Linked DNA regions of Homo sapiens: region 1 is linked to region 2. Evidence: chromatin loops called from intact Hi-C (ENCODE). Cell type or tissue: PC-3. All regions are shown on one strand. Links, peaks and the distances in the headings refer to the core of each region. The heading gives the core; the rest is flanking DNA. Region 1 overlaps STPG4 (sperm-tail PG-rich repeat containing 4). Region 2 overlaps TTC7A (tetratricopeptide repeat domain 7A).

Evidence for each region. A loop is a pair of places that touch in the nucleus more often than their neighbours do. Peaks named below come from ENCODE experiments on the same cell type or tissue, not always from the same donor. Only the 100,000 strongest peaks of a DNase experiment are listed, where the experiment ranks them.
Region 1: a loop joins it to region 2, with 10 times the contacts of the local background. A loop is called at or near these places in 2 of 110 quality-filtered maps.

The regions. Positions count from the first base shown.
Region 1 is chr2:47,113,669-47,131,220 of GRCh38, reverse strand. STPG4 (sperm-tail PG-rich repeat containing 4) reads left to right here. Exons shown (of 7, transcript NM_001163561.2): 4 at 961-1,025; 5 at 1,226-1,280. Among named protein-coding and RNA genes, the nearest start is that of STPG4, 33 kb to the left of the region's middle. In PC-3, for the core only: a CTCF peak has its summit at 9,533; DNase peaks (open chromatin) are centred at 9,510, 9,810 and 12,020; H3K27ac peaks cover 2,695 bases.
Region 2 is chr2:47,011,296-47,019,295 of GRCh38, reverse strand. TTC7A (tetratricopeptide repeat domain 7A) reads right to left here. Exons shown (of 20, transcript NM_020458.4): 11 at 7,861-7,965. Among named protein-coding and RNA genes, the nearest start is that of TTC7A, 74 kb to the right of the region's middle. In PC-3, for the core only: CTCF peaks have their summits at 2,576 (motif pointing left) and 3,877 (motif pointing left); a DNase peak (open chromatin) is centred at 2,635; H3K27ac peaks cover 1,389 bases.

The sequences.
Region 1 (17,552 bases), core at 5,484-13,483, 110 kb before region 2:
TGGGATGTCGAGGCTTCAGTGAGCTGTGATCACGCCACTGCACTCCACCGTGGGCAACAGAGTGAGACTTTGTCCCTAAATAAATAAATAAAAATAAGATGTGATCAGGTCAGGTACAGTGGCTCACACCTGTAATCCCAGCACTTTGGGAGGCTGAGGCAGGAGGATTGCTTGAGCCCAGGAGTTCAAGACCAGCCCGGGCAACATAGTGAGATCCTGTCTCTACAAAAAATAAAAAAGTAGCTGGGTGCAGTGGCACACACCTGAAGTCTCAGCTACTTGGGATGTGGAGGTGGGAGGAGCACTTGAGCCCAAGAGTTTGAAGCTGCAGTGAATTATGTTCATGCCATATCATTCTCCAGCCTGGATAACAGAGAACCTATCTCAAAAAAAGAAAAAAAAATGTGGCTGGGCACGGTAGTTCATGCCTGTAATCCCAGTACTTTGGGAGGCTGAGGCAGGTGGATCACTTGAGGCCAGGAGTTCAAGACCAGCCTGGCCAACATGGTGAAACCCTGTCTCTACTAAAAATACAAAAATTAGCTGGGCGTGGTGGTGTGCACCTCTAATCCCAGCTACTCGGGAGGGTGAGGCAGAGAATTGCTTGAACTGGGGAGGCGGAGGCTGCAGCGAGCGGAAATCACGCCACTGCACTCCAGCCTGGGCGACAGAGCGAGACTCCATCTCAAAAAAATAAAAAGAAAAACTGTGATCAATTTGACATTTTCCTATGCAGCATCTCAGGTATGCTGTCTATAAAATTCACCATGAAGACCGAATCTATGTTAAATGTTTTGAAGCTCCACCTTTGGAAATGTACATTTTCCTTTTCCACTATTAAAGTAAAGAAGGAATTATCCAATGTTGTATGGTCATAAAATAAAAGATTACGAATGACAGATAACGAAGTGAGTTTACAACCTCTATTAATCTATTGGTGTCCTTGTCCATTCTGTGCAGTCACTTCAGCTTTCTCCGGGGCAATACAACGTGCTTCCTGCACCAGTTCCCAAATATGCTTCCAGGTAATTATATACTTATTAAATAAGCTGCCTTTCTGTTTACATACCTACACGCCAATACTCCTGGCTTTTAAACCTCATTTATGCACCTCATATGCAAATTAACATTTTAAAATATTTAATGAAAGGTAGGGAATAAGTTAACAAAGATCTTTAAAAAATAGATTTAGAAAATCACTTTTCTTTTTTATTTTGAAATATAGGAGCTGTGTATTTCGCTCAACAGTTCAAAGATTCCCAACAACCTATTTTATTCCCGTAAGTATAATGTAGACAGTTAACTCATGATGAATTTGATGTTTAAAATACGCTGTGCTTTCTGGAGTGGAGCAAGGTGGCCACATAGAACCCTCCAGTGATCGTTCCCCCTAGCAGGAACACCATTATCCACACAATTATCCACACAAGAAAACACCTCTGTAAGAACCAAAAAGCAAGTGTGGGATCGCAATACCAGGTTTTAACATTGTATCAAGGAAAGAGGCACTGAAGAGGGTAGGGTAGAAAAGACAGTCTTGAATTACTGACACTACCCTCCCCCATCCCCTGGCAGCAGCCACGTGGCATGAAGAGAGAATCTGCCCTTGGGGAAGAGGGAATGCCGTGACGGGGGGACTTTGCACGGGAACACCGTGCTGCCTGTAACAGGGAAAGCAACACAGGACAGAATTCAGCTAGTGCCCATGGAGGGAGCATTTAGACCAGCACTAGCCAGCCAGGAATTGCCCATCCCAGCCGTTCGATACTGAGTTCCAGCTCTCCCTACCACTGTGGGCTGAAGTGCTCTGAGGTCCTAAATAAGCTTGAAAGGCAGTCTCGGCCACAAGGACTGCAGTTCCTGGGCAAGTTCAGGTGCTCTGCTGGGCTCAGAGGCAGTGGACTTAGGGTACACAAGACCTAGTGAGACACCAGCTGGGGCAGCCAAAGGAGTGCTTGTAGCAGCCATCCCCCAGCCCCAGGCAGCACAGCTTGCAGCTTCAAGAGAGAGGCCTTCCTTTTGCTTGAGAGGAGGAGAGGGGAGAGTAAAGAGGACTTGTCTTGAATCTGGATACCAGCTCAGCCACAGCAGAATAGGGCACCTCAGGCAGAGTCCTGAGGCCCCCATACCAGGCCCTAGCTCCCAGACAACATTTCTAGACACATCTCTGGCTGGAAGAGAATCCACTGCCTTAAAGAGAAGGACCCAGTTCTGGCAAGATTCATCACCTACTGACTAAAGAGCCCTTGGGCTTCGAATAAACACCAGCAGTGGCCAGACAACACTCACTGCAGGCCTTAGCCAGTGCTGTGCTGCTTCAGGTGTGATCCAGCACTTTCCCAGCTACAGTGGTCACAGAGAGAGACTCCTGCTTGAGGAAAGGAGAGGGAGGAGTAAAGGGGATTTTGTCTTGCAGCTTGGGTACCAGTTCGGCCACAGTGAAGTGGAGCACCAAGCAGGCTCCTGGGGTTCCCAATTCCAGGCATTGGCTCCTGGATGTCATTTCTGGACTCCCACTGGGCCAGAGGGGAGCCCACTGCCCTGAAGGGAGAGACCCAGGCCTGGCAGCCTTCCTCACAAGCTGACTGAAGAGCCTTGAGTGAACATTAGTGGTATCCAGGCAGTACTTGCTACAGGCCTGAGTGGCATAGAGAGATTCTTTCTGCTTGAGGAGAGGGGAGGGACGAGTGGAAAAACTTTGTCTTCTGGCTTGGGTGCCAGCTTAGCTGCAGTAGTATAGAGTACCCAATAAATTCCTAAGTTTCCTGACTCCAGGCCCTGGCTCCCAGATGGTATTTCTGATCTGCACTTGGCCCAGGGGGCAGCATGCTGCCTTGAAGGGAAGAGCCTTTGGGCCTTGAGTGAACATGGGCAGTAGCTAGGCGGTAGTTACTGCAGCCCTTGGGTGAGACCCAGTACCATGCTGGCTCTGACCCAGTGCAGTCCCAGGGATATTGGCCATAGAGGTGCTTGTGTCACCCGTCCCTCAGCTTTAGGCATCTCAGCACAAAGAGAGACTTCGTTTGTTTGGGGGAAGGGAAGGGAAGAGAACCAGAGTCTCTGCCTGGTAATCCAGGGAACTCGCTCAGATCTTATCCAAGACTACCAAGGCATTACCTCTACAAGTCTACCAGAATCACAGCAATTACTAGGCTTGGGGTGCCCTCTAATGCAGACACAGCTACGGTGACCAAAGACAGATTACAGCACTTAATTCCCTTTGAATACTTGGAGAGCCTTCCCAAGAAGGACAGGTACAAACAAGACCAGCTGCAAAGACTACAATAAACACCTAACTCTACAATGCCCAGACATCGGCAAACATATACAGGTATCAAGACCATCTAGTAAAACACAACCTCACCAATCGAATTAAATAAAGCACGAGTGATCAATCCCAGAGTGACACAGATATGTGACCTTTCAGACAGACACCTCAAAATAGCTGTTTTGACAAAGTGCAACAAAATTTAAGATGACACAGAGAATGAATTCAGAATTCTATCAGATAAATTTAGCAAACAAATCAAAATAATTTTAAAAAATCAAGCAGATACTCTGGAGCTGAAAAATTCAATTGACATGCTGAAGAATACATCAGAGTCTCCCAATAGCAGAACTGATCAAACAGAAGAAAGAATTTGTGAGCTTGGATGGGGTGCAGTGGCTCATGCCTGTAATCCCAGCACTTTGGGAGGCTGAGGCAGGCAGACGGCTTGAGGCCAAGACTTCAAGACCAGTCTGGCCAACATGGCAAAAGCTTGTCTCTACTAAAAATACAAAAAGCATCTGAGTGTGGTGGTGCACACCTGTAATCCCTGCTACTTGAGAGGCTGAGGCATGAGAATCGCTTGAACCTGGGAGGCGGAGCTTGCAGTGAGCCAAGATTGTGCTGCTGCGCTCCAGCCTGGGCAACAGAGTAAGACTCTGTCTCAAAAAAAAAAAAAAAAAAAAAAAAAAAAAAAAAAGAATTAGCTTGAAGACAAGCTATTTGAAAATACAGTCAAAGGAGACAAAAGAAAAAAGAATGAAGCATGCTTACAAAATCTATAAAATAGCCTCAAAACGGCAAATCTAAGAGTTATTGGCCTTAAAGAGATAGAGAGAGAGATTGAAGTAGAAAGTTTATTCAAAGGGATAATAACAGGGACCGTTCCAAACCTAGAGAAAAATAGAAATATTGAAGTACAAGAAGGTTATAGAACACTAAGCATATTTAACCCAAATAAGACCACCTCAAGACATTAATAATCAAACTCCCAAAAATCAAGCACAAAGAAAGGATCCTAAAGCACAAGAGGAAAGAAGTAAATAACATACAATGGAGCACCAATACATCTGACAGCAGACTTCTCAGTGGAAACCTTATAGACCAGGAGTGAGTGGCATGACATATTTAAAGTGCCGAAAGAAAAAAACTTATCCTGGAATAGTATATTCAGTAAAAAATCCTTAAAATGTGAAGGATAAATACTTTCCCAGACAACCAAAGCTAAGGCATTTCAACACCAGACCTGTCCTACAAGAAACGCTAAAAGGAGTTCTTCAAATTCTGAAAGGAAAGGACATTAATGAGCAACAAGAAATCATCTGAGGCCAGGTGCAGTGGCTCATGCCTATAATCTCAGCACTTTGGGAGGCTGAGGCAGGAGGATTGCTTGAGTCCAGCAGTTCAAGACCAGCCTAGGCAACATAGAGAGACTCCATCTCTACAAAAAATTTAAAAATTACCTGGGCATGATGGCATGCACCTGTGGTCCCAGTTACTCAGCGAGGCTAAGGTGGGAGGATCACTCGAGCCCAGGAGGTCAAGGCTGCAGTGAGCCATGTGTGTGCCACTGCAGTCCAGCCTGGGCAACAGAACAAGACCCTGTCTGAAGAAGAAGAAGGAGAAGGAGAGAAAGAAGAAAGAAGAAAGAAGAAGAGGAAGAGGAGGAAGAGGAGAAAGAAGAGAAAGAAGAGGAAGGAAAGAAAGAAGAAAGAACCCTAAAACTTAACGTGGAACCACAAAAGACCCAGAATAGCCAAAGTCATCCTGAGCAAAATGAACAAAACTGAAAGAATCATATTACCTGACTTCAAATTATACTACAGAGCTATTGTAGCAAAAACAGTATGGTAGTAGCATAAAAACAGACATAGAGACCAATGGAACAGAATAGATAACCCAGAAATAAATCCATATATCTACAGTGAACTCATTTTTGACACAGGTGCCAAGAATACACATTGGGGAAAGGACAGTCTCTTCAATAAATGGTGCAAGGAAAACTGGATATCCATATGAAGATGAATGAAACTAGAACCCTATCTCTTGCCATTTTACAAAAATCAAATCAAAATGGATTAAAGACTTAAATCTGGCTGGGTATGGTGGCTCACGTCTGTAATCCTAGCACTTTGGGAGGCCAAGGCAGGAGGATCCCTTGAGCCCAGGAATTCGAGACCAGCCTGGGCAATATAGGGAGACCCTGTCTCTAGTTAAAAAAAAAAAAATTAAATCTAAGACCTCAAACTATGAAATTATCAAAACAAAACATTGAGGAAACTCCAGGACATTGGTCTGGGCAAAGATTTCTTGAGTGACACCCCACAAGCACAGGCAACCAAAGCAAAAATGTGTAAATGGGATCACATCAAGTTAAAAAGTTTCTGCACAACAAAGGAAACAATCAACAAAGTGAAGAGACGACCCACATAATGGGGGACAATATTTGCAAACTATCCGTCTGACAAAGGATTAATAACCAGAATATATAAAGAGCTCAAACAACTCAATAGGAAAAAGGTCTTTTTTTTTGAGACAGCGTCTTGCTTTTTCACCCAGGCTGAAGTGCAGTGATGCAAACACAGCTCACTGCAGCCTCGACCTCCCTAGTGTAAGCAATCCTTCCCCTCAGCCCCTCAAGTAGCTGGGATTACAGGTGCATGCCACCACATCCAGCAAATTTTTGTATTTTTTTGTAGAAATGGGCTCTTGCCATGTTGCCCAGGCTGGTCTTGAACTCCTGAGCTCAAGCGATCTGCCCACCTTGGCCTCCCAAAGTGCTGGAATTACAGGCATGAGCCACCATGCCCAACCTCAATAGGAAAAAAATCTAATAATTTGTTTAAAAAATAGGCAAAAGATCTGAATAGACATTTCTCAAAAGAAGACATACAAATGGCCAACAGGTGTATAAAACGGTGCTCAACATCGTTAATCATCAGAGAAATGCAAATCAAAACTACAATGAGATATCATTGCATCCCAGTTTAAATGACTTATATCCAAAATACAGGCAATAGTGAATGCTGGCGAGGATGTGGAGAAAAGGGAACCCTTGTACACTGTTGGTGAGAATGTAAATTAGTACAGCCACCACGAAGAACAGTACAAAGGTTCCTCAAGAAAGTAAACATAGAGCTACCATATGATCCAGCAATCTCACTGCTGGGTATATACCCAAAAGAAAAGAAATCAGTATATTGAAGAGGTATCTGGTGTTTGTTGCAGCACACTGTTCACAATAACCAAGATTTGGAAGCAACCTTAGTGTACATTAGCAGATGAATGGATAAAGAAAATGTGGTACATATACACAACAAAGTACTACACAGCCATAAGAAATAATGAGGTCCTCCTATTTGCAATAACATGAACAGAACTGGAGGTCATTATGTTAAGTGAAATAAGCCATGCACGGAAAGGCAAACTTTGCATGTTCTCATGTATTTGTAGGAGCTAAAAATTATTAATAAAACAATCAAACTCATGCAGATAGAGAGTAGAAGGATGGATACCAGAGACTAAGAAGGGTAGTGGAGGATGGAGAAAGGGGAAGTGGAGATGGTTAATGGATACAAAGATATAGTTAGATAGAATGATAAGATCTAGTATTTGATAGCACAACAGGTGATTATAGTCAACAATAATTTATTGTACATTTAAAAATTGGCTGGGCACGGTGGCTCACACCTGTAATCCCAGCACTTTGGGAGGCAGGCGGATCATTTGAGGTCAGGAGTTCAAGACCAGCCTACCAGCCTGGCCAACATGGTGAAGCCCCACCTCTACTGAAAATACAAAAATCAGCCAGCTGTGGTGGCATGCGCCTGTAATCCCAGCTACTCAGGAGGCTGAGGCAGGAGAATTGCTAGAACCTGGGAGGCAGAGGTTGCAGTGAGCTGAGATCGCGCCACTGCACACCAGAATGGGCAACAGAGTGAGACTCCATCTCAAAAAAATAAATAAATAAATAAATAAAATAAAAATAAGAGTATAATTGGCATGTTTGTAACATAAAGAAATGATAAATGCTTGAGGTGATGGATACCCCATTTATCCTGCTGTTACTATTACACATTGTATGCTTGTATCAAAATATCTCATGTACTCCATAAATATATATACCTACTATGTGGCCATAAACATTTTTCAAAATAAAATATACTATGAATCCTTTTGCTATAGTAAGATTAACATTTTGCTCATCATAGTAGATAAGCTCTGAATGACTAATGCAATTGATTTAAGATATACATAAAGTATATCTGAAGATATACGAGAAATGAGTAACCAATTTGTGGCAAAGTGTAGAAGAAAATGTTCGGCTCCTTTACTTTCTTTAGGTCTTGACTGAAATACCACTTTCTCAGGAAGGTCTTCCCAAGTCACCTATTCAAATTTGCTGTCCCCTTCCTTGGTTTATTTTTTACTTCATAGCATTCATAACTGTCAGACACAATACCTTTTAAAATGTATCTACTCTGTTTTTATCTTTCCCCCTCACTAGAACGTAAGCTTATGAAGGCAGGGATTTCTTTCCTGTATACCTAGCACCTAGGCAAGTGACTGGCACATAGTATTTGGTGAATTAATTAATTAAATCGCTAGAGATATTCAATAGATCATGGTATTAACAAAAAGGAAGCACCTCTCTGTTTCTTTCCTTTTAAAGATATGAAAATGCTTTTCTATTTCTAAATATTTCCAAATGCATGACCATGAGTTATGATAAAAAATGAACTCTTTTAGATAAATAGCTAGTCAGTAGGATGTCAAAAAAATAAATAATTATATAAATCATCTGAAAGAATAAGAAAATATAAAATTGGCTGGGCACAGTGGCTCACGCCTGTAATCCCAGCACTTTGGAAGGCTGAGGCAGGCGCATCATTTGAGGTCAGGAGTTTGAGACCAACCTGGCCAACATGGTGAAACCCCGTCTCTACTAAAAATACAAAAATTAGCTGGGCGTGGTGGCATGCGCCTGTAATCCCAGCTACTCAGGAGGCTGAGGCAGGAGAATGGCTTGAATCCGGGAGGCGGAGGTTGCAGTGAGCCAAGATCACACCACTGCTCTCCAGCCTGGGCAATAGAGTGAGACTCAGACTCAAAAACAAAAACAAAAACAAAACAAACAGACAAACAAACAAAAAACAGAAATAAAATATAAAATTGTTTTGGGATAGTTTGATGCACTATAATTTATTTGTAGTTACAAACTCAGGATCAAAAAAGACCGCATAGCAAACATCTGCAAAAAAAAAAATTGAGAAAACTGAACAGAGCTCAGAAACAGATCCTAGAATATATTAATACAAGATTTTTTTATTAATACAAGATTTTTATATTTGATAAAGATGGTATGACAAGTCAGTAGGGAAAGGAAAAGATATGTTAGGTAACTTATTATTAAATAACTTGGAAAAGGTGTTAGATTCTCACTTCATAGCACACATTAAAATAAATTTCATATTGATTAAAAAATTTGATACTTTTGAAGCCATTAAACCAGGAGAAAATATATTAGTATATATCTAAGGATAAGCAAACTTTCTGAGATAATAGCAATGGAAGAAATTTCAAAGGAAAATAAATACTAGATTTGATTATATAACATTAAAAATGCTTTGTATATCAGAAAACAAACTGCAAACAAAGTTAACAGGCAAATGTAGACTAGGAAAAGTATTTTCAACATTCCTAACAGATAAAGGATTAATAGCATTATCTATAAAATTATCATAACAATCTATAGGAAAAACAACAGAAAAGTAAAACAGATAAAGGACATAAATAGACAATTCATAAATAAATTCAGATTACAAGGTGAAAAATCTTTTGATCTCACTAACATTTAAGTGTGTGAGAGACTAAAAGGCTGATTGAAAGCTCTCTGTATGTGGGTGGTATAGAAGGCTAAATTATAGCCCCCAAAGATATGTCTATGCCCTAATGCCTGGAATCTATGGATGTTACCTTACATGGCAGAGATTTTGCAGATGTGGCTAAGGATTTTGGGATGGGGAGATTATCCTGTACTCCAGGGTGGGGAAGAATGAGATTACACACACACACACACACACACACACACACACACACACACACGAGGAGAGGGCAATTCAAATATAGAAGCAAAGATTACAGTGGTGCAGCCACAAGTCAAGAAATGCTGGCAGCCACTAGAAGCTGAAAGAGGTAAGGAACAGCTTCTCCCTTAGATCCTCTGGAGGGAGCATGGCCCTGCTGACATATAATTTTAGCCCAGTGAAACTGACTCAGACTTCAGACCCTAGAACTATGAGAGAATAAATTTGTTTGTTTAAGACACTGAATTTGTAGTAATTTGTTATAGCAGTCATAGTGAATGAATACAGGTGGGGATTATCTCCAGGTGGGTTTCATACTGGATGGGTGGGATAAGGACCTGGCTTTTCCTTTGATAGCCCATAAATATCCGTATCTGTAGGTCTTTTTTCTAGGATATGTCAGTTGATTCAAAACGACTCATCAGCTTCCTGCCTGGGGTTTAAGCCAGCTGTCAGTGTTCTGGGAGCTGAGTGGAGGGAGGGGCCTGTGGTCTCATCATTCAGTGTGTAGAAGTTCACTTAATTCCAGTTTTCAGTAAAGGCCCACATCCTCACAGTGCTTGGGGCTCCTGAGTCCAGATCTGTGGTGCAGTCCCCTCAGAACTAAACTCCCTGTCTCCTGTAGGGATATGGGAAGGGGAGTTGCCTGACAGCTAGGGGTGAGGGGAGACGGACCTGAAGTAAAAATATTCAACCAGACCTTCTGCTTTCAGATCTACCCCCACCCCCACCGCACAGGTGCCTGATGCCTTAAATTCCCCAGCTTTTCTTGTGTTCTGTGGAGCAAATCAGCTTGCTTCTCCTTCGCAAGTCCTCTGCAAGGATTTACGCTTCTGCCTTCTCTACACTGCCAGGTCAGCTACTATTCCTCCAAACTGCTTCACATCTTCCAAAAATATGTCATTCTCTCATGTTGACTGCTGTCTCTCTCTTGGCTCTTTGTGTATGTGTATGTATAGTTGTGTGTTGCGGGGGTAGGGTGAGATAGAACAGGAACCCCCTCTTAGGGACCTGGATGCCCCACCAAACATAAATGTTTTTTATATTTTAAATTCCTTCAAAAATTTTTTCAGATACCTATTGATAGCTAGCCCTGAGAAGTAAATAACTTAATAAAAAAAAGATAACAGTAGCCAAAAACAATAGCCAAGAACACTAAAATCACAGGATGTTTGCTACCCCTATGACCTCTTAACATATGACTGAAACCCGGACCCCCACCAAATGAATGTGCCAGGTCCATAGATGTCAAATAAGGGGGAACTGGGACTAAACTCTAACCACATTCTTTTTTTTTTTTGAGACGGAGTCTTGCTCTTTCGCCCAGGCTGGAGTGCAGTGGCGTGATCTCAGCTCACTGCAAGCTCCACCTCCCAGGTTCACGCCATTCTCCTGCTTCAGCCTCCTGAATAGCTGGGACCACATTCTTATCCTAAATTTCTTTCAGGTGGGACCTGGAAAAAGTCACACCCACAAGCCAGAGCTAACATTCTTTTCTGCTGGTCCCCAGTTTGTTTGTTTTTTGTTTTTGTTTTTGAGACAGAGTCTCACTCTGTCGCCCACGTTGGAGTGCAGCGGCACAATCTCGGCTCACTGCAACCTCCACCTCCCGGGTTCAAGTGATTCTCCTGCCTCAGCCTCCCTAGTAGCTGGGATTACAGGTGTGGGCCACCACGCCCAGCTAATTTTTGTATTTTTAGTAGAGAAGGGGTTTCAACATATTGCCCAAGCTGATCTTGACCTCCTGACCTTAAGTGATCCACCCACGTTAGCCTCCCAAAGGGCTGGGATTACAGGCATGAGCCACCGCCCCTGGCCTGGCCCCCAATTTTTAAACCAAGCCTCTTTTTTATCCAACTGCAAATCAGAAAATCTTTAAATGTACCTATGACCTGTAAGCCCTTGGTTCATGCAATGTCACCCTTTTAGGCTAAATAAAACCAATGTATAACCTCCATATATAATTTACAATTTTGCCTGTAATGTCTGCTTTCCCCACATTTAGCCCTACCCTTAAAAATTCTTACCTGCAAGCCACTGCGGAGGTCAGGACTTAAACATTAGCTGTCTGGCCCTCCTTGCTTGGTGCCCTGCAAATAAATGCCTTCCCGTTTTCTACTACAAACCTCACTTTAGGTATCTGGTCTTACTGCACTGGGTGAGCAGCCCCTAGTCTGTTCTACAATAGTTACGTCTTTTTTTATTTGATGGGAAAAGAATGGAGATAAATGCATGTGTTCAGTTGGCTTTGGAAGCAAGCAGTTAGGACACCAAGTTTTTTCTCCACTGCATGATATTGTATTTCCTTTGAAATGCATGCTTTTAAATGAAGGCTGTGAGTTAATAATGATTTGTTTACTATTAGTACAGAACAACTGAAAAATAATTCAGGCAGGACAATCTACTTGGTATGTGAAATAGCAGAAGGTAGTTGATTGTGACCATTTCTGCCATTGTTCTATTGCTTTTATGGAGGAGATTTTGGGAGATGCTTACTCTGCCACTTTTACTGATATCACCTCATCCATTCCATTTTATAAATAAAAGTGATTCACTGATTTGGAACATCCTGTCCTTTGAAAAAGTAAAAAGAATACTTTTATGGAAAATGTTCCAAGGCAAAGTAACAGCCCAGGGCTGTGATTCATGTCTGTCTTAAACATGCATTCCCAGAGCAGACTTATGGATTTGGTTTAGATCCACAAACTTGTGAACTGCAGAGAGGAAACTCTTTTGATCCCAGCAGTGGGAGATGGTGGCGTGCAGTGTGGGTGTGGTAAAGAAGCAATGTTTGCTGAGAGAACAATGTCTCAAACCTTCGTGTGATAAATGCTGTAATCCTTAGGACATTATAATGTGCCATTCAGCTTTTATACGAAAACTCATTTGGTTGATTTTATCATTCAGTTTAATTGTTCTAAAAATTAGCTTCATAGTTATGGAAGTGTGAAGGATTGTTAAAACTGGAAGAAACTTTATAAATCAACTACAGCATGTAGTAGGGTTAACTTTGATAATGATCTTGACTACCACCCGTTTAGTGTCTTCTGGTGCCAGGTGCAATGTTCAGTGACTGACATAGACTGTCTCATGTAATCCTCATAACTTGGGGAGATAGTATTAATTTATCATCTCTATTTGACAGGTCAGGAAGTGGCCATTAATTGCTCAAGGTCACACAACTATTAAGAGATAGAGTCAGGGCTTAGTTTTTTGGTGACCTCAAAAGCTGGGCTTTGAGCTGTCTTACCACTTAGTGCAGCGGTCCCCAACCTTTTTGGCACCAGGGACTGGTTTCACAGAAGACAGTTTTTCCATGGACCAGGGTTGGAGTGGGGAATGGTTTCGGGATGATTCAAGTGCATTACATTATTGTGCACCTTATTTCTATTATCATTACATTGTAATATATAATGAAATAATTATACAACTCACCATAATGTAGAATCAGAGGGAGCCCTGAGCTTGTTTTCCTGCAACTAGACAGTCCCATCTGGGGGTGATGGGAGACAGTGACAGATCATCAGGCATTAGATTCTCATAAGGAGTGCACAACCTAGATCCCTTGCATGTGCGGTTCACAATAGGGTTCCTGCTCCTATGAGAATCTAATGCTGCCGCTGATCTGATAGGAGCTGGAGCTCAGGCAGCAATGCGAGTGATGGGGAGTGGCTATAAATACAGATGAAACTTCACTCCCTTGCTCGCCCACCCCTCACCTCCTCCTATGAAGCCTGGGGGTTGGGGACCCTGACGTAAGCAACTCGCTTAAAACCTAAAGCCAAGTAGTCAATATTGTGCTGTCAGACCAGGTGCAGTGGCTTAACCATATAATCCCAACATGCTGGGAGGCCAAGGTGGGAGGACCCCTTGAGACCAAGAGTTCAAGACCAGCCTGGGCAACAGAGCAAGACCTCATCTCTATTAAAAAAAAAATATATATATATATATGTTGTACTATCTCTAAAGTGACAACTTCCCCCTGATAACTGAGGCTTGATCATGAGGCCAGGTTTCCCCACTTGACCCCTTTGCAGTAGAATGAGTTCATATGCAAGTTCTTTCATCTGTTCCAGAAATCATTTTGGATGCTTATGTGTGTGACACCCTATGCCAAGTAGGCATTGTTGATACAAAGGCAAGTGAGACATTTTATCAATGCTCTCTTTGTGCTTCAACAGGGCAGGGATAGTCTAAGGTCAGTTATCCAACCAATGTGTATACACGCAAGCACACACAAACTTATACATATTAAATGAGAGTCTGTGATTCACAAGGTGTGTGTCTGGCTAATGTGGGAACTTGAAACATGGCGCCCCAAATTAGACACTGATGACTCAATTTAACATTATCTGTTGGGCCGGGCATGGTGGCTCATGCCTGTTATCCCAGCACTTTAGGAGGCCGAGGCAGGCAGATCACCTGAGGTCAGGAGTTCAAGACCAGCCTGACCAACATGGAGAAACCCCATCTCTACTAAAATTACAAAATTAGCCAGGTGTGGTGGTGCATGCCTCTAATCCCAGCTACTCGGGAGGGTGAGGCAGGAGAATCACTTGAACCCAGAAGGAGGAGGTTGCAGTGAGCTGAGATAGTGCCATTGCACTCTGGCCTGGGCAACAAGAGCGAAAGTCCTTCTCAAAAAAACAAAAACAAAAAACCACATGCATCTTCTTTGTTCCAACAGCCACCTCCAAAACTTAGCAATACATTTGCTTGATAAGCTTCCCAGCAAGTGCCCGACCCTAGGTAGAGGAAGGAGAAGAGGGCATGGGTGAAGAGAAAGCTTGGTTAAGGCAAGGGGCACCCATACCCATTTCTCGGAGCCTACATCCTAAGCAAAAATCAAATAAACCAAAGCGCTAGGTGTCCTCTCAGCTTTTGGGTCCAAGAGCCTTTCCATAAGGTATTCATTAGTTGAGGGGCCCAGGAAGGGAAATTTGTATTTATATCTTTCTCACTCACTGCAGCAATGCCTGAAACTCCACAGGTAGGATATGAGAGCCCAAGAGTTGACATATACCACCCTTGATTTAACTGTTGAGAAATGTTTTGTGGAGGATTTTGCCTTTTCACATGTCCTCTTCTAAATGCATAAGCTCCCAAAATGAGGAAAATATTGATCAAGTTCATACTAAGGCATTAGTGACCTATCAGATTCTCTCCCCTTCTCCGCCATGCTCCCAGGAACATAAATGAGACAAGAATTAGGGTATCTGAGAGAAAGAAAAGGAACCGAAAAGAGGGAGAAATGTGAGACAGTGTCCCACTTATGTCCTTATTAACTGTTCTTTCAGTGCATGGAACACGTGTGCTATGCTTTTAGACAGTAGCCTTAAGACAATTCCGTAAAACCGTCTACAAAATAAGAAAAAATAAAATTTACAGAGTTGCTATGTTGGGAATTTTCACAGATGTTTAACTAGTAAAATACGTAAGTCTGTCGATTCTTATAAGATGAGCAATTTTGACATAAATGTGAAATAGAATAGTTTCAGAGAAACTCTACAACAATGAATGTTAAATAAATGGAGCTCCTGTTTATGTGGGATAAACCGCTATTTTGTGCAATTTGAATATCCTTCTATTCCTTAGATCTGCAGGGAGCCCTAGGGGCCTAATCACCTCTTAAAGTCCACACCTCTGAATACTATCACGTTGACAATGCCTGAATTTTGGAGGGGACGCATTCAAACCATAGCATAGGCCAGCCACTGGACATAGGCCCCTTGGGCAAAAGATTGGTGGAGTTTATCCTCTGGAAAAACTCAATGAGCCCAGAGGAAAGAACACTATATCCCAACACTTAGGGAACCCTAGGAAAAAGACTGGGTTTGCCATTCACTTGTCTGATCTCAACATATCCTAGCCACATACCCACAGTTTCTACCATGCAAGTAAGAAAATCCTTTAGGTCGGGCCTGGTGGCTCACGCCTGTCATCCTAGCAATTTGGAAGCCCGAGGCAGGTGGATTGCCTGAGCTCAGGAGTTCAAGACCAGCCTGGGGAACACGGTGAAACCCTGTCTCTAATAAAAATACAAAAAATTAGTCGTGCATGGCAGCGTGCGCCTGTAATCCCAGCAACTAGGAAGGCTGAGACAGAAGAATCGCTTGAACCCAGGAGGCAGAGGTTGCAGTGAGCCGAGATCGCGTCATTGCACTCCAGCCTGGGTGACACAGCGAGACTCTGTCTCAAAAAAAAAAAAAAAAAAGCCTTTAATGTGAACAAGAGATGGAGATAAACAGACAGAAGGATGGAAACCTGGTTGAAAACAGAACTCTGGGAATAGAAGGGGAAGATTTTTTAAAAATACAATTAGCATCCTCAGAAAGATGAGAACAGGAACATTATTTTCAACTTAGGATTCTATATTTAGCCAAACTAACAATGAATTGTGAAAACAAAGACTTTCAACATGCAAAAACTCATAAAAATTACCTCCCAAATACCATTTTAAAAGATGCCGCTGGTGATAAATACAGCAAAACAAAGGAGCAGATCCAGAAAGAGGAAGGCATGGGACCCAGGAGAAAGTAGATACAATCTGGGAGAGGAGTAGTGAGGAAATGTCCCAGGTTGACCACTGTGCAGCAAGCTGAAAGAGAAACCAATCAATATAATAGAAAAAGAAAATAGGAAACTCTAGAAGGAATGTTTCAAAAGAAAAAGGGGCACAAGAACAGCTGATATGATGGGGAAAAATGAAGAAAATATATGTAGCAAAATGTGCAAGTGAAAAAAAATGAGGCACTAATTGACTCCAGGTAAAACAAAAGGCTGTAGAAGAAAAGAAATAGGCCAGGCATGGTGGCTTATGCTTGTAATCGCAGCACTTTGGGAGGCCAAGGCAGGTGGGTCACTTGAGATCAGGAGTTCGAGACCAGCCTGGGCAACATGGTGAGACCCTGTCTCTACTAAAAATGCCAAAATTAGCTGGGCATGGTGGAGCATGCCTGTAGTCCCAGCTACTTAGGATGCTGAGGCAGGAGAATTGCTTGAACCCGGAAGATGGAGGTTTCAGTGAGCCAAGATCGTACCACTGCACTCCAGCCTGGGTGACAGAGCAAGACTCTGTCTTAAAAAAAATAAAAATAAAAAAATGTATTGTTGGATGATCGTTTAAGAATGAGGGAGTGAAACTGACTCACAAAGACATGAACCTGTCTGCAGGAAGGGATATTTGAATAGAATATAATTTTATAAGTGGTCAGTTCATTGGATAATTTGTGTTATAACTTTTGATTACATACACAACTTTGTCATGCAAGAATATTGGTACTCAATGCTCAGATAAAAAACAAATGCTGTGATAAGACGATGCATAGTCTTTTATTTTTATTATTTTATTTTTATTTTTGAGATAGAGTCTTGCTGTGTCACCCAGGCGGGAGTGCAGTCATGTGATCTCGACTCACTGCAACCTCTGCCTCCTGGGTTCAAGTTATTCTCTTGCCTCAACATCCCGAGTAGCTGAGATTATAGGCGCCTGCCACCATGCCTGGCTAATTTTTTTGTATTTTCAGTAGAGATGGGATTTCACCATGTTGGCCAGGCTGGTCTCGAACTCCGGGCCTCAAGCGATCTGCCCACCTCAGACTTCCAAAGTGCTGGGATTACAGGTATGAGCCACCACACCTGGCTTATTTTTATGTTTTTTTGAAAATGGGGTCTTGCTATGTTGTCCAAACAGGTCTTGAACACCTGGGCTTAAGCTATCCTCCTGCCTCTGCCTCCCTAAGTGCTAGGATTACAGGCATGAGCCACCACACTCAGCCCAATGCATAGTCTTTTCTAAATTTGGGCATCACTTTTGTTTTTGTTTTTGTTTTTTTTTTTGAGACAAGTCTCACTTTGTCGCCCAGGCTGGAGTGCAGTGATCTCGGCTCACTGCAAGCTCTGCCTCCTGGGTTCACGCCATTCTCCTGCCTCAGCCTCCCTAGTAGCTGGGACTACAGGCGCCCGCCACCACACCTGGCTAATTTTTTGTATTTTTAGTAGAGACGGGGTTTCACCATGTTGGCCAGGATGGTCTTGATCTCTTGACCTCGTGATCCACCTGCCTCGGCCTCCCAAAATGCTGGGATTACAGGCATGAGCCACTGCGCCCGGCCTAAATTTGGGCATCACTTTTTAAGGATTGTCACAAATGGGATTTACTAAAGATTATGTACAGGTTGTTGATAAATTTTGACAGA
Region 2 (8,000 bases), core at 1-8,000:
CTCCCAAAGTGCTGGGATTACAGGTGTGACCCAACACATCCGGCCATAATTTTGATTTCTATTACCATACTACAAGGCAGGCTTTTTGCATGCAGAGTCATAGCAGTGATTAGGAAGGAAAAAAAGTATGATCAATTCTATTAAGTATGACAATATACAATACAATAGCACACAGTATTAATATACATGGGTACTGTAGCTGGCAAAAGGGGAGAATAATGTCACAAGAGTGTAAATCCTAAAGCCCTTGAGAATTTGACTTTGTCATCTCTGTTCTGAGTTACTATAATCCCACCCAACTCCGGAATCAGCCCCACATCCATGAGTAGGCACTTCATGCAAAGAGGCAGGGCAGTCTAGCAGCTAAGAACACAAGCTCTGGGGCCAAACACCCTGGTCCAAATCCTAGGCTGGTCACTTGCTAACCTTGGGCAAGTCACTTTGTTTTGTTGTGCTTCCTTCTCTCTTCTGTAAAACAGGGATAACAATAGTGTCTCTCCCTGGATGAGGTGCTGGGAGGACAGGATGAGATAAGATGGGGCAATGCTCACAGCAGTGCTTAAAAAAAAATAACTATTATTAATAGTTGTAATTTATATATCTATATATTTACATATGTAGATATATAACTGTATATTTCATATATGATATCTACTTTCTTATATGTATATAAGCTTTGATATAATAATATAAGCTTTTTTTTTTTTTTTTTGAGATGGAGTCTCACTCTGTATCCCAAGCTGGCGTGCAGTGGCACAATCTCAGCTCACTGCAACCTTCACCTCTGGGATTCAAATGGTTCTCCTGCCTCAGCCTCCCAAGTAGCTGGAACTAGAGGCACACACCACCACACTGGTTAATTTTTTTATATTTTTAGCAGAGACAGGGTTTCACCATGTTGCCCTGGGTGGTCTCGAACTCCTGAGCTCAGGTGATCCACCTGCATTGGCCTCCAAAAGCGTTGGGATTACAGGTGTGAGCCACTGTGCCTGGCCAGCTTTTTTTTTTTTTTTTCTGAGACGGACTCTCACTCTGTCACCCACTAGGTTGGAGTACAGTGGTGCGATCTTGGCTCACTGCAACCTCTGCCTCCCAGGTTCAAGTGATTCTTGTGTCTCAGCCTCCTGAGTAGCTGGGATTACCAGTGTGTGCCACCATGCCCGGCTAATTTTTGTATTGTTTGTAGAGATGGGGTTTCACCATGTTGGCCAGGCTGGTCTCAAACTCCTGACCTCAAGTGATCCACCTGCTTTGGCCTCCCAAAGTGCTGGGATTACAGGAGTGAGCCACTGCAGCTAGCCAGGTTCATATATATATGTATATCAATTACAACTACTCATATATACTAATATATATATATCCATATTTTGTATATGTATTATACAATTAATCTTCCATGGTTTTAAAAATATCTCAGCCTAAGTCTCTGATGGCAAGTGTCATCTGAGTATAGTCCTGGTTCCTCATAGCTACATGACAAATTGGGAAGTGGCATCAAAGACCCTCTGGAATCCAGAGAGTAGACATTACTGCCTGCCTTTTGTCTCTCAGCCAGATCCTTAGCCACAGAGGAGTGACTCTACATGAGCATAAGTTGGCACCTCCGCAGGCCCGCACAGTCCACTATGCTGAGCTGGTCGAGCTTTCCATCCCCTATCCAGGGTCCACTCACCCCACTGTGGGTAATACACTGGAGTATTTCCTATCTTATTCTCTGATAATCTACAGTCTATTTCAAGGTTTTGATTATTTTATTTTTGAGATGGGGTCTCGCTCTGTAACCCAGGCTGGAGTGCAGTGGCATGACCATAGCTCACTGCAGCCTTGACCTCCTGGGCTCAAGCGATCCTCCCACCTCAGCCTCCCAAGTAGTTGGGACCACAGGCACGCACCATTGCACCAGGCTGACTTTTTACCTTTTTATTTTTATTTTTTGTAGAGATGAGGCAGGGTGGGTCTCACTATGTGGTCCAGGCTTGTCTGGAACTCCTGGGCTCAAGCGACCCTTCCCACTTAGCCTCCCAAAATGTTGAGATGATAGGCATGACCTACCACCCCAGTCTCAAATTTTTTTTTTTTTTTTTTTTTTTTTTTTGAGACAGAGTGTCGCTCTTGTTGCCCAGGCTGGAGTGCAGTGGCATGATCTTGACTCACTGCAACCTCCGACTCCTGGGTTGAAGCGATTTTCCTGCCTCAGCCTTCCGAGTCACTGGGATTACAGGTGCCCGCCACCATGCCTGGCTAATTTTTGTTATTTTTAGTAGAGATGGGGTTTCACCATGTTAGCCAGGCTGGTCTCGAACTCCTGACCTCGGGTGATCCACCCACCTCGGCCTCCCAAGGTGCTGGGATTACAGGTGTGAGCCACCTTGCCCGGCCTCAAATTTTTTTTTTAAGAGTTCTATTTCACAGCCCACTAATGGGCCCCACCTGCGATCTGGAAAAATTGCTCTAATCAGATGGCTGCAGACTGGCCCAGCGCCTGCCCTTCTGCTCTACTCCAGACGTCTTCCTCCCTGCCTAGCACCTCATGTGCCCTTTCCAGACACTTCCTCCTTGTGGCCTCCAAGTTAACAGCTGGTGGCTCTGTAGTCCAGGCTGCTGCTTCTGCAGCAAGCTCAGGTTACAGCACCGGGCTTTCCTTGCTCATCAAAATACTTCTAGGGTGAGTTTCCAGAGTTCTCTTCAACCTTCCTTCTCCCAGTGATACACTGCTCTTGAATGCCTTGTTTATCTAGGGCAGCCATGGAACCTTGCCACTAAAACCCAGGTGAAGATCTTTCCCTGCCTAGTCCTCTGCAATTCTAGAGTGATTAGGGGCTCCCCTGGCATTTTCACAGCACCACAGCTACCTGATGGCATTGGTGTTTCACAGCAGAAGGCGCTGAGGGCACAGGGAGCTGAGCTGAAGCGACCTATCCAAGGTCACCTGTCTAGGAAGTAGCAGAACTGTTTCCAACCCCAGTCTCCTGATGCTGATTCACAGCTACCCTCTGGAGGGTTTCATTTTTCTCCTCTCTGACCCTTTGGAAAAGGATGCATTGAAGGACATAATGTTTTGATCCTTTGTTTTTGTGTTACATAAGTAAGGGAAAATTTCCTGTGACTTTACAAGTTCCTCTGTCTCTCCAGTGTTTCGAATTTGGTCCCTACACAGACTGGCTTCTTGCTCACACACTCTGCTAATGCCCAGGACTGCCTTCCATTTCAAGGGTTACCTCACCTTGCAGTGAGCCAAAAAGGTTTGCCCTCGGAATCTTCACCCTCGTTCCTCTCTTTCTGGGAACTACAGAAAGTTCGTTTCTGAGCCCGCAGAGTTTTTAACAGCACCTCCAGTTTCTCCTTAGTTCCTTCCCACGAGCCCGGAACCTGCTGTTAGCTGCTCTACTGAAAAATCCCCTTTTTTTCTCCCTGGGAGGAGTAGTAGGCACTCTTTCCAATTTCTACAAGCTGGTGGCAGGAGGGCTGGCATTCTTTCTCCCCTGCCTCATCAACACTTAATCCATCTTCCTGGCTCTGCCCACCCCTGAATTTGAAAAATGAAGTCAAAAACATCAAGGCGCATCCTTTTTGTGTGCCTGCTATTTTCAAGGGGCTGTAACGGTGATAGCAACCATGCAGGTACCCGCAGTGTGCTAAGCAGGGGCACTCTTCATGTCATCTCTGATATTCACAGCTACCCCATAATGGCGGACATGATTGTTTCCAGGCTACAGATGAGGAAACCGAGGCACAGACAGGGTAAATTACTCCCTCAAAGTCACACAGCTAGTAAGTGGGAGTACATGGGTAGGCAGAAATTTGAACTCTACCATCTCTGCCTCCAAAGCCTATGCACTTTTCCACTACCCCCTGCTGCCCTCCTCAGGAAGGAGGTGAGAGATGGCATCAGAGACCTTTCCAAAGATAAGCATGCCCTGTTTCCATTTTGCAACTCCTCTGCTGTCTGTGTGACACCACACATGCATAGCCTTTCCTCTTTGCCTCCTGTAAAGGTTTCAACTTTTTAAGTTAAATGAATTTTAAATAATTGGAGGGATACAAAAAAATATTTACATCTCTCTTTCCTTCTGCTGCAAAAATAGGGACCCTGGCAGGAGGCTGGGCATGCCAAGGCAGAAGGCTGCCATGCAGGCCTCTCTGATTTCAGTGCTGGCGTCACTGAGTCAGAGCCTGGGAAGCCCTCCCTCACCAAGGGGAACTTCAAGATAAGCCCCAGGGTCAGTGCTCTCCCATTCCAAACCCAAACCTGCTCAGCTACTCCCACCCTGGTGCAAACCCCCGAATCAGCCAGCCAGCACGTGACCATGCACGTCCCTCTGCCTGCCACAATCCCCAAGACACAACCTTGCTCTCAGACCCAGACCCGGTATGGGGTGTCCAACAGTGGCTCTGGGCATGAGGACAGGATGTGGGAAGAGCAGGTGCTCCGCCTCTGGGCACATGGCCACCCAGTCCAGCTTCACCCAGCACAACTCGTTTTCCAAATGTCCTAGTTTCAGCCTCCCTTTCTGCAACCCAGGCCAAATTGACCACCCCCAGATTTCTGTCCCCTGCTCATGGGGCTTGGCTGGGCCTGCTGGGGGCTGACGTGAGCCAGAATAACTGCGAAGGCAGGAGACGAAGGGGGTGTGAGCCGCCTTTTGGGATCTGTGCCCTGTCTCATGCACGAACACCCCCTGCCTGCCAGGCAGACCCATTCTTTTCACTGTGAGCCTCAGGAACAGAGAGTACAGGGCTGACCCACTCTGGGCCTCCCTGTAGAACTAGGGATGGTGAGGCAGGAACCCAGCAGAAGGATGGGGCCAGTTTCCAGTCCTTGAGAAAAAGGGGCTCAAACACGAAATTTGTGGGGAGCTTGTTGCCTCCCTTCTCAGAACCCTTGGATATCCCACAGCCTGCTCTCTTTACAGTGCCACCTAGGGAGCAAGAATTAGGTGCAGAGTGCTGGGAGAACCCCCAAACCAAATACAGATCCCTCATCTGGTCCCTTCCTGGCAGGTTGGGATGTGTGTCGCTTCGTCAGTTACTAGTATAGCACCTACTATATGTAGGCTTCCTGTGGGGGAGAGGGGGTCAGAGTGCAAGACATGGCAAGTGAGCAAGTTCCCCACCTAGTTGGGAAGTCATGCACCACATAAGACAGAATTCATTGCCAAGTGAATGTGTCCATCGGCAAGAAGGATCCATCCAGCGAGCACCAGGCATTGAACCCTGGGCTGGGGTTTCAAAGAAGAGACAGATAATTCCTGCACTCAAGAAACACAGATGATCACAATGTGATGTGATCTGTATCCAAGACAGGTAGGAGGTGCAGGGGGTGAAGCTTCCAGATCAGGGAAGGTTGCCAGGAGCCCACTCTCGGGCCACCCATGGGACATCACTCTGGCCTGTGCCTGATTTAAACCCTGGCTCAAACTAGCCCCTGAACCCAAATATGCTGCTCAGCTGAAGTTAAACAGCTCACCCTTCTCCTCGATTCTGATGACAAGTCTGCATGTTTAAGTTTCCTTTTGGGCTTTTCTATTTATGTTGTCATTGATTACTTTGCTCCTAACTCATCTGATTTCAATTTGGACTGATTTGATCCTAATTTTATTACCATGTAATCTGAATGCACATAATTACTGTAATTATGCTGCTGAGGGAAACAGCTCCTGCATGGTGGGAAGACCTAAATTTAGGGCTTCCTGGCAAGGGCGGCCGTTGGCTGGGTGGACCCACAGCTACCTCAGAGCTGGCAGCCTTGAGGGGCACAGATGCCCTCCCCCGCTACACCCCCTCAGAGATGGGTATTTTGGGTTTCATCTCAGAGATGAGCTTGAGGCCCCTCTCAGAAGCCCTAGGAGCAAGCAGCGGCCTGAGTTGGGGTCGGGGAGCCCACCTGCTCTGCACACTCTGGCTCATATCTCCACCCTCTGCTGCACGTGCTCAGCACCCATGGGCCACCTGTATCTGAAGTGCTTGCTCACAAGGTCGCCCTACCTCTGGGTGCCAACTGTCTTCCCCAAAAGACCTGGGAACCAAGGGTTCCCTGATACTCATGAGGTGGGGGAAAGCAAGCTGTGATGCAAGGGCCTGGTTTTGGCCCTCCTGTATCCTCCCTTGCCCTCTCAGTTCAGTCTGAGGCTGCCTCCTCCATGATGCCTCCCTGACCCGTCCAGCCCTCTCCCTACTTGGTCATTTATGTCCCACCCGAGGAGACTTACTGTTTCCATTTTACAGATGAGAAAACTGAGGCACAGTGAGGTTAGGTGCCTTACTCTAGGGTACCCAGTGGGTGGGCAGTGAAACTCTTAACTACCTCATTACACTGCTCCTTCCAAAGCCCAGAGCCCATTACAGGACTGATCTCACGTAATTCTCCCCAGCCTAAATGACAGCATAAAGAACACGAGCCAGATGCCACACTTTCCCTTCCTCCTGATCAGCCACAGAGGGGATGGGGCACTTCAGACACAGGGATCTGAGAACCAGGTGGAAAAGGGGAAAGGTGCTCTTTTCACCCAGCCTCTTTGTGCTTGGGAGGACTGACTCCCTGGAGCAGAGAGAAGGCAAGCCCTGCTGCGATGATGAGGCGGGGACCCAGCAGAGGGATGGGGCCAGTTTCCAATCCCAGGGAAGAAAGGTTGGAACATGGAATTTGTGGAAAGCTCATTGCCTCCCTCCCCAGAATCCATGATTTGTTTGTGTACAGGAGGGAAAGTGGCAAGAAGAGTTGTAAAGGCTGCTAATTATGAAGCTCCTGCTGCATGCACCCAGAGCCTGGCCCCCACTGCCTTAAAACAAGCTGGGCACACAATGGTGAGGGGGTGGCCGAAGGTGTCAGGCCAACTGGAAGACAGGGAGGCCATCTCCAGGGGAAGTGCCCACTTTAGGAGACCCTGGGCCTGGAGAGCAGATGAAGGAACTGGGGAGATGTGGGTGGAGAAGGGCCTGATATCCATCATGTGGGAGGGAGAATGCGCTTGCTCTGTGTTGCTTGAGAGGGTAGAAATAGGAGGCTGACATCAGCAAGCTGATTGGGACTGAAGAAAGCAAAGATTATCCAGAAGTGGGCCCCCAGTCGGAAGAGATACCTGCACAGAGGCCCCATTGCTGGGGCCCAGTGCCGTGGCCCAAGAGCCCCCATAGGCCTGGAGCAGCATCCGAGTAGGCCCAGGGCAGGAGGACTACAGCAAGGCGGGGGACCTGGGCTCCTGGCACTGTTCTCCTTCACTACTCCAAGCTGCTGATCTCATGGGAGTCTTCAGGAGCCTGCAACCCCCAACTGGGGGGTTAAAGGCCTCGAACTGGGGAAAGAGCAGACCTGGAGCCATAGCCTCCTAACAGTTCAGCTGCTTCTGCAGAGAGCAGTAAGCAGGCAGCGGAGCACAGGGCAGGGCCCTGGAGGGCTGGAGCCAAGAGGAAGGAGAGGGGCTGACAGAAAAGACCAACTTCCCATTCCGCCAAGAGCAGCTCTGCCCCCAGAATCGCGCCTTGCAGGCCCTTGCAGATTGGATGCTAAGGTCATCTGAAGCCTCAGAAATGATGAGGCTGGTCCAGGTGACTCAAGGTCTTACCTACTACTCTGCTGCTGGGCAGGTGGGGAACACCTCTACTTCCTTATGTTTCACTCTCTGGAGGCCACAGTTCAAGGCTGAACTGCCAAACCAGACACCATCCTGAGTCAGGGGACCCTGCCATTGGAGGCTGGCAGCTCCTCAGAGACTTTCTCCCTGCCCAGGCCCATCTGCCTGGTAGCTCCCATCCTTTCCACCTTCGGCATGCACCCACACATACACGTCAAGACGTGCACAGCCAGCTGCTGCCACCCTCCCCACAGGAGGCCTCTGGGACCTGCCCTCACAGCTCACTCACCCAGCGAAGGGACCCGATGCAGACCTTCGCGGCCATCAGGGGCACGGTGGGGTCCGAGGGCCGCAACTTCACACACTCCCGCAGCAGGGACACAGCGTAGGCTGACTGCAGAAAAAAAGAGCAGGAAACACTGTCACTCA